2 separate regions of the Homo sapiens genome follow, and region 2 is linked to region 1. Evidence: chromatin contacts called from ENCODE Hi-C or POLR2A ChIA-PET data. All regions are on one chromosome and are shown on one strand. Each heading gives the region's core, a stretch centred on a gene start or an enhancer-like site at or near the end of the contact. The rest is flanking DNA. Distances are from core to core; before and after follow the strand shown. Region 1 overlaps ZNF236-DT (ZNF236 divergent transcript). Region 2 overlaps ZNF236 (zinc finger protein 236).

Region 1 (2,700 bases), core at 3-2,502:
ATCCCAGACTGAAACCCTCTTTTCAGACTCTACATTAAGATCTTAAAGAACTTAGGCCCAGGCAGGCGGGTCACTTGCAGTCAGGAGTTTGAGACCAGCCCGGGCAACATGGCAAAACCTGTCTCTACTAAAAATACCAAAATTAGCCGGGCTTGGTGGTGCGAGCCTGTAATCCCAGCTACTCCGGAGGCTGAGGCAGGAGAATTACATGAACCCGGGAGGCAGAGGTTGCAGGGAGCCGGGATCAGGCCGCTGCATTCCAGCCTGAGCGACAGAGCGAGACTGTCTCAAAAAATAAATAAATAAAATAAAATAAAATAAAGAGCTTAAAGAACTTAAGAAAACACCAAATACTTCAGAGGTACCAGTGGCAATGTAATTAATGAGGATATTCAAGGAAGGTGACATAATTGCCAAGGTAAAAATAATTAAACAATTTCCAAAAGTCTATTTCAGTGAAGGAAACATTTGTCTTTAAGGGAAACATCAATGAAAATTATGTTTATGGCAAAAATGAGCCCTTTCTGCAAGCTTCATTTAGAAAATTGTGGGCATAATTACCATTTTACACAAAATAACTCTGTAGAAAGCTTTTTGAAATAAGCTTCTATTGAAATAAAATGCCAATTAATTACCCATTTAACTTATTAAATGAGAACTATAGGGTGCTAATTTTTAAATATTTTTTAAGTTGCTTTGAAATAATACCTTTTCTTTGAGACTTGAGAACATATATAGCTAATATGAACTGATGAAACAAAGATTTTTAATTACTTCTTTTATTATTTACCTATATATTCTGTATCAGTTAATTTCATTGCTTAAATTATTAATGTCTAATATGCCACTTGAAGCATTCATATTCTGAAAATGATGTAAGTTACACATGTAGGTTGGCCGAAAGTATTATATACTAGGACACAGCGGAGTTTGGGAGTGTCTGCTGCCTGTCCAGGAAGCTGCAGGTTTATGAGTTGTAAATGTAGGAGAATTCAGTTCAGTATAAATAGTTTAGCTTCCTGTTATATTAGGATAGGCAGTTAAGCTTATGTTTTTGCCATAGACAAATTATCATTATCTGTCAGGCCTACAGTTTAGGTTTTGACGTAACTCTTCAAGTACAAATGGAGAATGCATCCCCAGCAGCACTGCAGTCCTCGTTCACACCGAGTTTCGGTACAGTCAGGGGTTTTGAAGTCAGTACCACGGGAGACGCAGACGGAGGATGAATGAAAGGCACAGAAAAATCCTAAGGTAGAAATGGGGGGAACGGAAAAGCAGACAGACACTAGAGGGCGCAGGAGGAAAGTGGGTCGGAGTCCTGGAAGAGGAGGCGGGCTGGGTGAAGGAAGACAGTGAAGAGGGCACTCTGAAAAACCCATCCGAATCTTTCAGTGTAGGTAGGCACCACCCACAGCATGTTGTCATTGCAAACTGGTTCCTTCCATACGTCCCGAAAGGCTCTCCATGGTAGCTTACATCTCTCTATTTGACACTTGATGGCTTTCTTAAGGTATTTAGGTCCATTTACTAAAAATGACTCATCACTTGTTAATTAAATAAGGTTTATACATTTTTTTCATTTTAATTTCAAACATAGGAGATAAAGAAAAAAGGTGCTTGTGGCCAGGCACGGTGGCTCACGCCTGTAATCCCAGCTGAGGGGAGGCCGAGGCGGGAGGATCACCTGAGGTCAGGAGTTTGAGACCAGCCTGGCCAACATGGTGAAACCCTGTCTCTACTAAAAATACAAAAGTTAGCCAGGCGTGGTGGTCCTAATCCCAGCTGCTCGGGAGGCTGAGGTGGGAGAATCTCTTGAGCCTGGGAGGCAGAGGTTGCAGTGAGCCAAGATTGCGCCACTGCACTCTAGCCTGGGCAACAGAGCGAGACTCCATCTCAAAAAGAAAAAAAAAAAAAAGAAAAAAAGAAAAAAGAATAAAAGTGCTTGTTCACCCGTACTTTGTGCATGTCAAGTGATATTGAAAACCAAATCTGTAGGCTGTGCCTGGTGGCTGACGCCTATAATCCCAGCACTTTGGGAGGCCAAGGCGGGCGGATCACCTGAGGTTGGGAGTTCAAGACCAGCCTGACCAACACAGAGAAATCCCATTTCTATTAAAAATACAAAATTAGCCCAGCGTGGTGGTGCATGCCTGTAATCCCAGTTACTCGGGAGGCTGAAGCAGGAGAATCGCTTGAACCCTGGAGGCAGAGGTTGCAATGAGCCAAGATCGCGCCATTGCACTCTAGCCTGGGCATCAGGAGTGAAAAAAAAAAAAAAAAGAAAACCAAATCTGCAGACGAACTTGAGTGCCTGTGTAACAGGTTGTGTTGTCTGTTGTCTATTGTGTTGTGGACTTGTGTTGTCCATATGCCCTTTATGCAAGTTATTTACCAAAATAGCGCTTTTTGAATCGTGTTTTCCATTTACTATTTCATAAGACATAGTATGTATCTATATTATAAAGTTAAGAACAGCAGAAAAATGTATTTTCATTTTACAAGAATGACTTCAATTTAAGTTAGTTTTTATTCACCAAAATCCATAATGTTCCATGTGTCACAATAAAACAAAGCAGACTTTGCCAGCGTGAATCCACTTTTACTGAAGATGAGGGTCATTCATGGACCTAGAGGTTACAATAGTCAAAGTGTTCTGCACGAGAACAAACACACAGATGTCTTTGAAATGTGATGCAA
Region 2 (2,700 bases), core at 50-2,549, 41 kb after region 1:
AAGAAGGTAGAAGGGAGTTTTAAATTAAAGAAGAGGCCGGGTGCAGTGTCTCACGCCTGTAATCCCAGCACTTTGGGAGGCTGAGGCGGCGTCAGGAGTTCGAGACCAGCCTAACCAATGTGGCGAAACCCTGTCTCTATGAAAAATGCAAAAATTAGCCAGGCATGGTGGCACATGCCTGTAATCCCAGCTACTCTAGAGACTGATGCAGGAGAATTGCTTGAACCTGGGAGGTGGAGGTTGCAGTGAGTGGAGATCACACCAGTGAACTCTAGCCTGAGTGACAGAGTGAGACTCCATCTCAAAAAAAAAAAAAAAGGAAAAGTAGAGAAAGGGTGGTAGAGATGACCTAAAGCGGTAGCAATTTGGAGTGGCCTGATGCCTGTCAGGTGTTCCAGGCATACTTCTAACGACAGCATCTGGTCTCAGGATGAGAGGGTGGGAGCAGTGTGGGTGCCTGGCCAGGGGGCTGTTGTCTTAGAGGAATAGGGGGTGACGGAGTAGGGTTCTGAGGGTGGTGCACACTGACAGCAGAGTGAGGAAGATCAACCATATGTTAGAACGATTTTTATTCAAAATGTAAAAACAAAAACATAAAAAGCTTGGGGGTTAGGTCAGTTATTTTAGAAAGTACTCAGAAGCTGAAACTGTTATATCTCTCATTTTAATATGAAATACATCATTAAGATTTATGGATAACTGAGATTTTAAATGCACACTGCTTACGAGTTTGTCATAAGAGGCCAATTTGAGTTAAATCCATGGAATGCTATAAATGCAATAAGTTTTGTTGGAACTCGGCATCCAGTAGACATTTTGTATAAATCAATGTAGGGTCTCTAGGTGGGGAATAAAAGACCTTTGCCATTAAGATTTAGCTGGTTAGCCTGATTGCTGGGCCTGATCGGGGAAGAAGAGCCATTTTTAAGATAGCTTATCTGGTGCCAAGTCATGACAGACCAGGCCTGAATACAGTCATGGAATAGCAGGATTATGGAGTGATGGGTAGGGCATTGAATAAAGAGATGGCCGTGGTCCTAAGTTATTGGCAGGCCCTTGTCCTAGTAGCTACAGGAAACATTGTCTTATTTATTCCGCACAACTGTGAGATAGGCTTTCTTATTTTTGGGGTGGTAAACAGCTATTATTCTATTTAGAATATTTATGTAAAGCCTTAAACTGATTTTGAAACTAGTCTCTACTTAAGGCAAACAAAGCTGCTCATTTTCTGATCATTGTGCAATCAGTTTTTGTTTAATTTTGATAGTTTAAAGTTCTTGGTAGCAGAAAGGGTGAATAATTAAAGCAAACAGTGGTCATATTTTTATGTGTGAGGTGGCTGTGTGGGTAAACTGCCTTGGAATTCTACATATGCACCCCCTGTGTATAGTGAACTCTTACAGTGACCTACCCTCTGTCTTCTTAGGGGGCAGAAACAGGTAGCTGAAAAGTACTGTTCTAGATCTTAGATTTGATAACAGTTAAACGCAGGCAGCTTTGTGCATATTTTGGTATGTGTGTTTGTGCATGAGTGGCAGAGAATACCTATTCTGACTTGGGAGGCATTAGGAATGTCTGCTGCTAAAAACCTCAAGTCCTTCTTTTAGCTGTCTTTAAAAAAAATGCAGCTGGGGCTGGGCACGGTGGCTCATGCCTGTAATCCCAGCACTTTGGGAGGCAGAGATGGGTGGATCACGAGGTCAGGAGCTCGAGACCAGCCTGACCAACATGGTGAAACCCTGTCTCTACTAAAAATACAAAAATTAGCCAGGCGTGGTGGCGCACACCTGTAATCCCATCTACTTGGGAGGCTGAGGCAGGAGAATCAATTGAACCCGGGAGGTGAAGGTTGCAGTGAGCAGAGATCGCACCATTGCACTACAGCCTGTGCAACAGAGTGAGACTCCATCTTAAAAAAAAAAAAAAATTAGCTATCCCCCAGAAGGCCATCCCATGAAGAGGCGGTCATTCATTTGATCACATGTTTCTTTGATCACTGGTCCCCTAATGGATTTGATGACCTCTGTGGCTGCAGAGACCCCTGCACAATGGAGGTGTGTGGAGACGTGTGCATATGTGCAGGTGTGGGTATGCTGTTCCAGCAGGGTCCACAGTCTCCTGCAGCCTAGCTGGGGCTCCTTTCAGTTAAAAGCCCTTATCTAAGGATGCATTAATTAAGGACTGTCTCTTTTTAAAAAATAGAGACAGTCTCGCTATATTGCCCAGACTGGTCTCAAACTACTGGCCTCAAGCAGTTCTTCTGCCTCCACCTTCCAAAGTGCTGGCATTACAGACATGAGCCACCATGCCCAGCCAGGATGCATTAATTTGATAGACCTCGTTCTGAACAACAGATACTCTGGGGACCAGAAATTTGAATGAACTTGAAGGCATGATGGACCAAAGGTGTTATTTGAGGCCTGGGACACTGCCCAGAAAGGGCTGACTTTGAGCAGAAGGAAAGCAAGCGAAGTGGGGGCAGTGGAGGCCACCACGTCCTGGCAGGAAGGTGTCAGGGTGGAAGGTGCTTCCACAGAGCGAAGGGAACTGGCTCCCTGTACAAAGGTGTGCCCCTAGGTAGAGCAAGAGTCTAGACCGCCATTGGGTTTCAAAATTATGCTCAGTGTGGAAACTAAACCATGTTGTTGTTTTTAAACAATTTTCCAGTCATACTTTAATTTGAATTACTGTTTTAAGTTT

Evidence for each region. A loop is a pair of places that touch in the nucleus more often than their neighbours do. ChIA-PET counts read pairs that join two places held with the same protein, here RNA polymerase II (POLR2A). Pooled maps may share reads with other maps.
Region 2: a loop to region 1 is called in a map of B cell, with 3 times the contacts of the local background. The contact joins two enhancer-like sites. A Hi-C loop is called at or near these places in 7 of 168 maps with a recorded cell type or tissue (B cell, CD8-positive, alpha-beta T cell, Caco-2 and 4 more), 5 of 37 single-sample maps with no recorded cell type and 12 of 50 pooled maps. POLR2A ChIA-PET finds 5 or more read pairs at or near these places in 8 of 52 experiments (BJ, CD8-positive, alpha-beta memory T cell, GM12878 and 5 more).

What each region holds. Positions count from the first base shown.
Region 1 is chr18:76,802,644-76,805,343 of GRCh38, forward strand. All of the region lies in intron 2 of ZNF236-DT (ZNF236 divergent transcript), which reads right to left. Among named protein-coding and RNA genes, the nearest start is that of ZNF236-DT, 18 kb to the right of the region's middle. Within about 2 kb of position 1,253, at least 3 of the 41 ENCODE cell types and tissues checked have a DNase peak (open chromatin) inside an H3K27ac peak, as active enhancers do.
Region 2 is chr18:76,843,937-76,846,636 of GRCh38, forward strand. The region is part of intron 1 of ZNF236 (zinc finger protein 236); the gene reads left to right. All of the region lies in intron 2 of LOC105372214 (a long non-coding RNA gene), which reads right to left. Among named protein-coding and RNA genes, the nearest start is that of ZNF236, 23 kb to the left of the region's middle. Within about 2 kb of position 1,300, at least 2 of the 41 ENCODE cell types and tissues checked have a DNase peak (open chromatin) inside an H3K27ac peak, as active enhancers do.